Linked DNA regions of Homo sapiens: region 1 is linked to region 2. Evidence: chromatin contacts called from ENCODE Hi-C data. All regions are on one chromosome and are shown on one strand. The core of a region is the stretch at or near the end of the contact, and the rest is flanking DNA. Distances in the headings are between cores, read along the strand shown.

Evidence for each region. Hi-C counts contacts between places; a loop is a spot of excess contacts on that map. Pooled maps may share reads with other maps.
Region 1: a map with no recorded cell type shows a loop between it and region 2 (27-fold over the local background). The contact joins the promoter of CYP26B1 here to the promoter of LINC01798 in region 2. A Hi-C loop is called at or near these places in 2 of 37 single-sample maps with no recorded cell type and 6 of 50 pooled maps.

Annotation. Positions count from the first base shown.
Region 1 is chr2:72,144,316-72,149,657 of GRCh38, reverse strand. CYP26B1 (cytochrome P450 family 26 subfamily B member 1) reads left to right here and starts at 1,796. Exons shown (of 6, transcript NM_019885.4): 1 at 1,796-2,027. The coding sequence starts at 1,824. RefSeq lists enhancers at 1,907-2,408, 2,598-3,120.
Region 2 is chr2:66,572,523-66,578,338 of GRCh38, reverse strand. LINC01798 (long intergenic non-protein coding RNA 1798) reads right to left here and starts at 4,309. Exons shown (of 6, transcript NR_110156.1): 1 at 4,174-4,309. It overlaps MEIS1 (Meis homeobox 1), which reads right to left. Exons shown (of 13, transcript NM_002398.3): 13 at 4,470-5,816. RefSeq lists enhancers at 1-105, 2,620-3,075, 5,470-5,816.

The sequences.
Region 1 (5,342 bases), core at 547-3,046, 5.6 Mb before region 2:
TAGGGTAAGAGACATATGGCGGGGGCGGACCTTAGCATCGGAGGTGTGAGGATATAGGGATCGGGAATGGGGGATCTGGCTTAGGGGGATTGGGACTGGTAACTCAGGGGTCCCTGGAGATAAGAGCCAGCGGGATCCCGGGGGTTGGAAGCTCGGGACCCTAAGGCACAGTTTCGAGGGCTTTGGGCGCCTGCCAGTCGAGGGGGCAGTCCGGCCAGGACCTCCGCTGCCGGGGCTTCGGCCCAGGAGGGACTGCTCGGAGCTGGAGGAGGGGACCGCTGACCTGGGAAGGAGGAAAAGAGGAAGGGAAGGAGCCTAGAAGCCAAGCAGGCACTAAGCGAGTGCGCACCGTGTGTGCGGAGGTGTGTGTGTTGTGTGTGTGCGCGTGTGTGTTGTGTGTGTGTGCGCGTAGGTGCGCGCGCGTGTGTCTCATCTCGTCCGTCTGTAGGCGCTGGGCTCAGCGAGACGCCGGCGAGAAAGAAGAGGAGGCGAGAGGTGAACTGAGTTTGATCCTGCGGCGGCTACAAGTGGGTCCCGGGCGGGCTGCGGGCGGCGGGCGGCGGGCGGCCGGGGCGGGGCGGGAGGCCGGGCTGCGCTCTCCAGCTCCGGCCGCGGGCCCGGCCTCTCACCACGCCTCCGGCTTTGTGAGCGCGCGGGTTGGGGCGGGGGGGTGCTGGCGGGGCGCCCACGGCGCAGCCTCCCGCCTCTATATAAACACACGCATCGCCTCGCTTTGGACTCAAATTCACATTGAGAGAAGCTTTTAAAACCACCAGCCCTGAAATCCTGCCTCCTGCTTTTCCCCCTCTTTCATTCCTTTTGCCTTCCTTTCTTTTTTCCCCATTTCTTCCCCCAGCAGCAACTCCAGAGCCGAGAGACCGCGTCCCGGGACGGACTGCCTTTTCTTAATTGATACAATAGCCCAGCTCGGGTTTTCCACCTCCTCCCCCAACCCCACCCCGCCTCACCCCTCCCGCCCGCTGCCGCCGCCGCCGCCGCCGCCGCCGCCGCCGCCGCCCCATCGCCCGCCCGGGGCTCTGTCGCCGGCTGCGTCCCGTCCCGGCCGCGGCCCGCCGGCTCCGCACCCGCGCTCGGGCCGCAGCGCCCGCCTCGCCGCCTCGCCCGCCGCTCCTGCCTCGGGGGTGCTGCGGCGGCTCTGGGGCTCGAGCGCGCCGCCCCGGGCAGCCCAGGGACTTTTAGGCTCCGGCCTCTCCACTCGCCTCAGCCAGGGAGCTTTCTCCCTCGCCCCCAAAGTTTCTGGGTTCGTTGGAATTTTTGGATTCAGGAATTTTTTCTTTTTTTCTTTTTTTCACCTAGGAATTTTGGGGCCATACTGCAATACTTTTGACAAATCGACCGCACTTTCTCTCTGCTAGCTCTCTGCCCCCTTCTTTTTTTCCGAGCAGGGGAAGGGGCTTACGAGAGAGAGGCTCCCTCTGGACAAAGTTTTCCAAAGTTTTCCGAGTGTGATGGTAGCGGGGAGAGCAAACCCACCAGCTTGACTCACGGCTTCATCTCACCACCCCTTGAGCAGCCCCTAAGCCCGCTATAAAGGAACAAACAAACAAACAAACAAACAAAGTTGCACCCCAGTCGCCTCGTGTTTCCTCTCTTCTTTTAGGCAATTTTTTTCCTCCCTCTCTCCGCTCCCCTCGCAGCCTCCACTCCCTTTCCCTTGGCCCCTTCCTCCTTCTCTGTTTCGGCTGGAGGTGCCAGGACCCCCGGCCGCAGCCTCCCCTCCCCCGCCGCTCCGGTCCCCTCCCGTCGGGCCCTCCCCTCCCCCGCCGCGGCCGGCACAGCCAATCCCCCGAGCGGCCGCCAACATGCTCTTTGAGGGCTTGGATCTGGTGTCGGCGCTGGCCACCCTCGCCGCGTGCCTGGTGTCCGTGACGCTGCTGCTGGCCGTGTCGCAGCAGCTGTGGCAGCTGCGCTGGGCCGCCACTCGCGACAAGAGCTGCAAGCTGCCCATCCCCAAGGGATCCATGGGCTTCCCGCTCATCGGAGAGACCGGCCACTGGCTGCTGCAGGTAAGGGCGCGCTCGCTCCGCTGCACTCCGGGGTCCGCTAGCTGCGAGCGCGGGGCAGACGGAGCGGCGGGCCGGCCAGGGGGCGCCGGGAGCCTGAAGGCACTGGTCCCCGCCCCGCCCCTTCCCTCCTCTCTGCCGCAGCAGCCCGGGCTTCCCCAGCCCGCCGGCAGCGCGGTTCCGGGACCACTGGCGCCCGCGGCGCAGGTTCAGGGGGCTGGTAAGAGGGGTTCCCGGACCTGAGGGGGCTCCCAAGATGGACTTGCCTGGGTCGCGGCTGGCCTGGCAGGGGGCGTGGAGCGCCCCGGGGGCGCCTAGCGAGGCGCGGTCCCGGGGGAGGGTCCGGTCCTGAGCCGCTTTCGCCTCCCCTCGGTGCTGCAAGCCCCCAGTCGCCCTCGGCTTTCTGGGGTTGGCTGTGTCGCTGGGAGCCGAAAATTGAGTCGGGAGAGGAGGGGGCTGGTGGCAGCTTGAATTGCCGATTTAAAACTGTGTTCCTGCGGCGCCGTCGGCAGCGCCAGGTACAGTGTCCCTGGTCCGCGGTCCGCGCGAGTGTGTCTGTTTTGTGGTGGAAGAGGAAGAAGGTAACCCAAGGAAAAATGAGAATCCAGGGCTCTAGGCTTTCGGGGAAAAGGGTCTATTTACTTATTGGGTGGGGACAGTTTGGCAGGAGAGGGAAACTTGGGAGAGGTGAGTGTGGGATCCATAGAGAGAGAGTGCGTGTGTGCTTGTTAGATGCCGCACAACCCCACTCTGCTGGTGATAACGGGGGTGAGGCGCGTCAGGGACCAGACCCAGGTAGGTAATGGGGAGATTAACCTGGAGTTCACCTCATCAAGTGCCAGACAATCGCTTTTGCAATGTGATACACACCGGTTTTCTTCTTGGGGTGGGGGAGCGGAGCGCCTCTGCAGTAACTGCGGGAGGTGTATTTGTGTGTACGCGCGTTTGTTCTGTTAGGGGAAGCAGGGATGTCCTGAAACTGACAATCCCCGCACTAGAGAGGTGAAGCGAAAGGTGAGCGCTGCGACCTGTGGGTTTACAGGTGCGAAAGCTTGGCTTGAAATTAACAGACGCGTGCAATCCGCGCGCTCGCGCACACACGCACTCACCCTGCCCCGGGACGAGTGACAGCGGAGCGGGGGCGGGGAGGGGGTTCGAAGTTCCTCTGCCCTGTGGTCTTTCCACGTCCCGGATTAGGCCCATCTCTTTTTGGGGTTGTTCGTGCAATGAGGTGGGGGTCCTTTCAACCAATGGATGTATCACCCCCCCACCCCCCGCAAAGAAATCCCCAGAGCCTTTCCCTCGCCACCACACTTAAAGTGTCAACTGCAGCGGTGCTCTAGGCTTTGGGCCGCGAATTTAGGAAATAAAATAACTTGGGCAACGGCTCCCGCCTTTTAGAGCCAGTCTGCTGAATCCACGGTCTGTCACCACCCACCCCCACTTCGTTTCCTGACCTCTCTGCCCCCCCTCAGGTCCCCATGACCTTTTCTCCGAATCCCACAAGAGCCCCTGGGGGTCAGCGTCCAACCTGCACAGAAGTTAGGGAGGAGGAAACCTAAGCCTCCCCATCCCTCCAACCCGGGGCCCTAGATCTGGAGGTGAGGAGGGAAATAGGGGGTACGTGTACAGGAGCGCCTAAGGGGTTAATGAGAGCCCTCTGAATCCCAGCGTTATTTTTTCGGAGTCATTTATCAGATTTTACGGGGGGACCTCCAAGGGCTCTCCGTTTCCACCGAGCGCCATCTAAACAGAGCCCAGGGCTAAAAATACAACATTTTTGTATAAATTGGACTCGCGGCCCGAGCGGCCGCCCCTATGAAAGTACTCTTTGTGAAGACCGTGGAAACGGCGGACAAATAACTCTTTATTAATGCCACAAAAAACGCACTTTAATTATAGTTAGGCAGATCAGAGGCGGGGGGTGGGGGCGAGGCGGCGGCGACCTCGGAAAATTCACAACCCAACTTTTGTGTTGAAAGAAAAGAAAAACAGAGGAAAAGAAGGAGAGGAAAGACGGAGAGTGAGACGGAGCGAGGGAGACGGGTATAGCAGACGGAGGGAGGGAAACCCTCGCCTCACCACCCCTTCTGTCGCACCCCACCTCCGCCTAGATTTTTCTTAAAGGGGTAGACGCCGTCTAGAAGGGCTGCACGGCAGGGGGAATTATCCCCGCCTTCCAGCCTGGGAGGGGGACAGCGTTCCCGCGGCCCAGCCCCCCTCCTGGCTGCGCGGGCGCTCCCAGCTCGTTCCCCGTCGCGCGCCGGGCCGGAGGCGCATGTGGAAAAGTGATTAGGGCTCCGGGTTCTGCAGAGTCACTTTTCGGCTGTACTGGCGTGTGTGCACATTTAGCTGGAAGTAGTTTTCTGTGGAAAAAAGGAAAGTGAGGAGGGGGACCAACCCGGGCTAGGGGGACTGAGTTGTCCCCTCGGGGGTGCAGGAGCGGGTAGATCTGGAGCCCGAGTCGGTACGCTCGTGGGCTGGCAGGCGGGGCGGCTAGACAGGTGGCGCCCCTCCCCTTTGCGCCGGGTGCTGCCCCGGCAGGAGAAGGGTTAACGTGGGGTGGGGTAACTAGTGCCGACGTCAAAGGTGAGCGGGACGCCCTTGCCCCCGCCCCTCTGAGGTCTCCACGGTTTCCGGTACCCGCGCCCGGCCGGCTCCGCCAGCCGTTTCGAGAGTCCGGCCGGCCCCGGCCCCGCCATCCTCGGCTTGCGCCGCCACCACCGGGGATCTGGTTACCTGCGCGGGTCGCCCTGCCCGGTCCCGCCCCGCCCCGCGCTCGGGTTCCAAACTCCAGGGCGGCAACCAAAGTCCGTCTCCGTTATTTCCAGGGCAAAATGCATTAGGAAAATCGCGGCTCTGGGCCCGTGACCCCGCCCTGCAGAGTCCTCCGAGGGCCGCCGGGTCCCTGCGCGGGCCACACCGGAGAGCGGAGGAAACTCCAACCCCCATCTGTAGTTGCTGCCTCCGGGCACCGACCGCTTACCGCTATAAATAATCTTTGGCCTGCGGCCACCCCGCGGGGTCTCGCCAGCCCGTGGCCCGGAGCCTGGAAATATTTATTCCGAGAGGCTCCCGAGCGCGGGGTGGGGGTGTGGGGGTGGGGGTGGGGGCGGAGACTCCCGCTTCGGGTCCAGCTGTCCGGGATACCTCTTTCCTCTCGAAAGTCATTACCAAAAAACAGCCTCCTGGGGGTGCCCCTGGGCCTCCGCCTCCTTGCATTATTTATTATCCTCTAGGCCCTACTTCGCAGTTCTTGTGCACGCTATGAAAAATAAAACCTGCGTGCTCGTCTGTGTGAGTGTGTTTGGTGGGGAG
Region 2 (5,816 bases), core at 3,060-5,559:
CGTGGATTTGCACAGCCCTTGCGTTGTGTTTCCCCTGCTTTTGTCCAGTGGAAACTGAGTCTCCAGAACAAGCTGGCGCCTCGCGGGTCGGCCAGTAAGGGAACGGGTGCGCGTGGCTCGCCTCCATCTCCCCGCAGTGCCAGACGCTGCTCTGTGCCAAGGCGGGGGCTGAGGAGCAGGCGACTGCTGGGGGTGTTTGCTGCTGTGCTGGGTTTCTTTGGGATGGAGTTATCAATGGGCGCAGAGATCGTCCCTAAATCGAGAAATCTGGTTCTTTAAAGCCTCAGGGTGCCCTCAGCAAGCGGCTTCAAAAGGGCCTCACTGAACATTCCCCACCCCACCCATGCCCAGAAAGGTGGGCGAGGTAGATGGGCGCAAAAAGGCGTCGGGCTACCAGACTTCTGCGACGGCCCTGAGGCAGCGGGGGACTAGGAGAGGGGCAGAACCTCTGGACACTAGGTGGAGAAGGGGAACTTGCCACTTTGGGGGAGGGGAGGAGGAAGAAAGAGTACTGAGATGTGAGGGAGGCCTAGGAAGAAAGGCAGAGGGAGGGGAGAAGGAAAGCAAGCAAAAGCAATCCCACCCTTACAGGAGGTCGTCACCCCGCAGAAAACAGACACAGGGTTTCTGACCCCTGCCCGGTCCGCCTCGGCGTGGAGCTAGGGACCCCCGCTCGGCGCTCCCTGCCACACACGGCCCCCACCGGGAGGAGCGGGCCAAGCGGGTGCCTGAAGCAGGTGACTTTATTCACTGCTTCCCCAATCGGCGAGGTCCCGGGACTCGTTTTCCGCCTGGAAATTAAGATCATTGCTCGCGTAATGACCTTAATGCTTTAGGGTAGAGGTGAGTGTGTCTGCGAGTGGGCAGGGGTAGAAATTACCGACCCGATCGATGGGAGACTGGCTTAAAACTAAATCCCTTTTCTCCAGGGCTGCACCGCCCGGGTTTCCCCTCAGTGGGCTGAGAGCGCCGGGATGTCAGGAGGCAGCGCGCGGAGGGGTGACCCGTGGGGCGCGGCAAGCCAGAATCAAGGCCCTAAAAATGCTTCCCCCATCTCCCCACTGAGACCCCCAGGGTACTATTTTCAGAGCAAAGGCGCTTTAAAGCTCAAATGTTGGCGAACTGATTGCTCAATACGTTGTTTGTTTTTCCTTTCAGCTCCGCCTAGGGAGAGAATGTTTCAGACTCCTTGGCGGGTAGAGCGGGCCGAAAAGGGAGCCCTCCCTCTCCCAGCCATCAGCTGTCTTCCTCAGGTCCCCGACCCCACCTTTCTCGCTCACTACTTTTTCCCCAAACCCTGGGATTCCCAGGCTCCTGTAGTCTCCGCACCGTGGCCACCTTAAGTGAAACGCGCCGCTAGCAGCCAGTGGGTAAGGCATGGCATGGGAGACGAGAATGAGACAAGGAAAAGTGCCCAGCCAGGCAGGGCGCCCCACTACCCAGTTCCACGCCTCTCTCCATCGGCGTCCAAGCGCCTACCCGGGAGCTTTGCAGCATGAAGTTACGTTTTTACTGCCTTCCGGTGGGCCAAGGGCCTGAGGGTATCCGAAAGGCTGGGGAAAGTTTGCAGAGCTTTTAAAGTGATCCTGAGGAGCTTCTGCCTAAGGCGTCGGGGTGCTGTCTACGGCTTCCCGGCTGCGGCTCCAGACTCGGGCACTCTCCTCCCAACGCCCTCCTAGTGGGCCGTGCACGCGTTCCATGTGCCCTCCAGCCCCCAGGCTCTCTGGGTCGCGCTCCCAGGGCCACTATGGGACTCTGGAGTCTGGGGCCCCCGATGTGGCAAAGTCTATTAGGAAGTCTCCAGGCTACTACAAAGCACTCCGTGAGGTTCCGAGGAAAGAGCGCCCGGACCTGCACCCAGGAGGTGCCTCTCCACAACCTCCTTCGCAGACCCCTGGTCGCCCCATCTCCAGAGACAAAGTCAACAGTCCCTTAGACTAGACTCAGATGGGGGTGAGGGCAGGAGGGTAAGGCAGGCGCCCGTGCAGCCCCCCCACCCCCGCCACCCCCCGCGACCAGAGCTGTGGTCTCTGGGCAAAGACCTGCCCGCCCACGCACTGGGGCCTAGGCCGGGACCCAGCGCATCGAGGGACTCAGGGGTAGCACGTCCTGGCTGGAGCTCTGCGCAGTTGCCCGCTGGATTTCCTCTCGGGGCACGGAGCCGGGCCCAACCCCAGGACTGGAGCCTATACCCTTCCGCTCCTCCCGCAGACTTGGGGGACACTGCACACAGCAACTAACCCCGATCGCAAAGTCGAGCGCGAAGTCTGCACGCCGCGTGGGAGACGCGAGAGGGAGGGGGAGGGCAGGGCTTGCGTTTTTCCTTTTCAGAATCCTTCGACTTCACTACGAAGTTTGCTGGTAGGCGCCTCTGCTCCGGGGTCGGAGCCTCCCACCAAGGCTCCTTCCCCTCCCCTTCTCCCCGCCCCCGCGAGCCGAAGCAGCCGCAGCCTCCACCAGGACCCGGCCGCCCGCTCGATCCCCCTGACCCGGACCCTGCGCCCAGGTTGCAGCGCCGCCCTCCCGGCCTTGCCCCCGGGCTCGGCTGGGGGCTCTTTTCCCCGGGGCGAAACTCGCCCGCCTGGCTCACTTCAAGGAGACACCCGCTGCCTCCCGAGGAACTCCTAATACCATCCATACAGCTTTAATGCGTTTATAATTCGATAAGTGATTTCAATTTGAAATTGTTAGTAACTAATTTTATGGGTAATTTTTCCACATCAAATATTTAAGCATCAGATTAAGGGAGCCAGTTCCGACACTGGATAATAAGGGGGTTTCCCCCACTCCCGCGCCTCCGCCTCCCTCCGTTTCCTACCGAGTCGTTTTTCGAAATCCCCAAAAGATGGCAGTCGAAGCCGACTTTCCTCTTTTCCTGTGGCTCTGCGAAGGGAGGGGGAGAGAGGAGGATGGGGGAGTGCGAGAGTGGGGGGCGGAGAGAGAGAGAGAGACAGAGAGAGAGAAGGAGGAGGAGGAGAAGGAGAAGAAAAAAAGGGGGGAGAGAAAAGCTAGACGGTGCATGGACTTTTCAGACGAATTCTTTCACACGTTTCTAATACAAGCGAAAAGCAGTGGTGAATTTCCTGGAAAAGTCCTGGCAGAAATGAAAGCCAAAAAACGTGCCTTGTGGCCTCAGGGTACGGGATGTGAGAAACTCAGCACATTCAAGCTAAATCTTCATTTTAGAACAGGAGAGGGAGAGGGAGACCCAGAGAGGAACCGACTCGACTGACTTTAGGGTCTTTCTTTGTATTTTAACATTGTATATAAATACTACACAACTAGGCAACGTGTTTCCTCGAGGACTGGACTCTGCGAATTACATAATGAGGGGAAAGAGGTAGGGGTGGGGAAGGGGAAGGGGTGGGGGCAGACTGCAGCGGGCGGAGGGGAGACTGGGGCGAGCAGCGGATGAATTGCAGACCAGTTGCCAAAACTTTTTTTTTTTCCCTGCTGCTGCTGCTGCGGCTGCCTTTGCTGCTGCCTTTGCTTTGAATGTGGGTAACTAGGAAACAGCAAGCCGTCTGAGAAGACGGAATTTCCAACGTGTAAAATGTTCTTAACGGAACCATTGAGCGAGTGCAATAAGGCGTGAGGGGGAACTAATCTTCCCATTTAAATGTTTGTGGCAATTTTATCTAAATGAATTTTAATGCTAAACGAGGGTAATTCCCCATTTGTAGCGCGTTTACTTCTCTTTCCTGTGCTTCTAAAGCAGTCGAACATCATGCAATGAACAATAACAATAAAAATACTGTCAAGGCATATTATTCATTTTGAATGTGTTATAATTACAGCTGATTAAATATGATAGGGTAAAATATTTTTAATTTTTTGAAAAAAAAATTTAAATCATATTAAAAAGTAGTCTCATTCAGCCAGAGCCAGCCCCCTTTCCACCCCCCCCCCACCCCCCCACCCCCCCACCACCAAATAAAAATAAAAACCAGGTACAATTTTGTGCCCTTGTTTAGAGGAGGGCGTTTTGTTTTTGCCTTTTAGGAAACATCAAAAACACTCTCAGCACCTCTATTATTTGCCTCTTTCGGATAAGTGTCCTCAATAACCTTCGAGCTGGCTCTGAAATTTACAAGAGGAAAAGCTAAAATAGCATTAAGAGGGGAGGGCATCGAGGCAGGGGAAGAAAGGAACTGCGAAGAGCGAGGCTCTCACCTAAATGGCTCACAGAGGGGGAACTCACGGAAATAGCAGTTTATTTTTTCTAATTCCTGGACACTGCTGATCTCGATTCTTCAGAGTCACCATATTCCCTAACTACTCTTCACTTGTAAACCTCCCTCCCCTAGCGCCTCTCTCTTTCTCTCTGTCTCTCCCTCTCGCCTCTCTCCCTCTCCCCACCACACCTCCTCCCCTTTCTTTCCCTCCCCCACCCATCCTGAGCCTCCTCAGGAATAAAGGCTGAAAATAACCAACTCACCCGGGCATGTACTGGAGAGGAGGAGCAAATAGACAGTTTATAAAGTTTATTATTAATTGTTAAAGTAAATAAATGGTTGTTAACTGCTAGCAACCACCTATCAAAAGAGAATGATTTCACTCACATCGACTATTTAGGTAGAGGAAGAATTGCCACTAGGTCAACAAGGGAGATTTAAACAATCCCATCTATGGGCTGGGGAGGGGTAGAAGCGCTGCCAGAGATGGCTGCAGTAGGCTGAGCCTTGCTCTCTGCGCATCCACGTGTTTAGAAACAAGGCCCCATCAGCAAAAGGTGAGAATGCATTGCTACTCCAGCAGGTGAGTCAGTCAATCACACATCACCTAGTAAAGCCAACCCACAGCTGGTTTCTCTTTTCGAATAGAAAATAGAATTGCTAAGGGCCGGTTTATAGGGTGACTTGGGCCTGAATGTCAGACTTGAGTTTAAGGCTCTCTCTCCTCCGACCCATCCTTTGTTTACAAAGCAATCACTACTGAAAGGCTTATTTTTTAAAACGAATTTGCCTTAATTAAAATATTTGTATATTTTCCTTAGCTTTGGGAAGCACTTTTTATAGCAGCAATTTTATTTAAATAAAATTATAAGCTATTCCAGCTTAAACATATTATTTTCTACCATTTAGCCGGCTGCCATGCAGAAATCTTGTACAGCTGTTCTGGAAAATTGGTTAATAACCAGTTTTATCCAATGAGAACATAGAGCATATTTATAAAAATTAGATTTTGAAGTCTGGTCTCTTCAATTCATGTAGTTAATTTCCTAATAAACATATACTGCTCATCCTAGGTAACATCCTTTAGTAAAAGACTTAACTTTGTACTTAGGTTTGCCTTTATGTGCAAGAATAATTTCACTGATATTAGATGAGTAATTCTGTTGGATGTAATTCTGAGTCTAGAGTTAGTTTAGTGCCTTTAGGCCTCAAATTTGCTGATATTAGGAGTTCATTAAGTCAGCTTAAAGAAATCAGTGGTTATTATTAAACAACTTACTTTGCGGTTAAAATTGTCAAATACATATATGGCTTAGGGAGCCAAAATTAATTTTTATATTTACTGTATTAATCTTTAAAAATCTGGGGGGCAGTAAACAAATTTTTCAAGCAGTGGAGTCAGCATGACAAAAATAATCTTGTTTTTATTTTAGATTCAGATTTCATTACTGCACTCAAACGACTACAACTGGGCTTGGCGTTATTATACAATCCAAACTGTTTCCATCAGAAACGCTAAGACTCAGTGTGCAATGATTGTTATTAATAATTAGCTCCTTGGTTTCTTGATAGAAAAAGGCTATCAACAAGCATTTGTTTATCCACAACAAAAAGTATAATTAGCTTATCCCACTTAGTAAA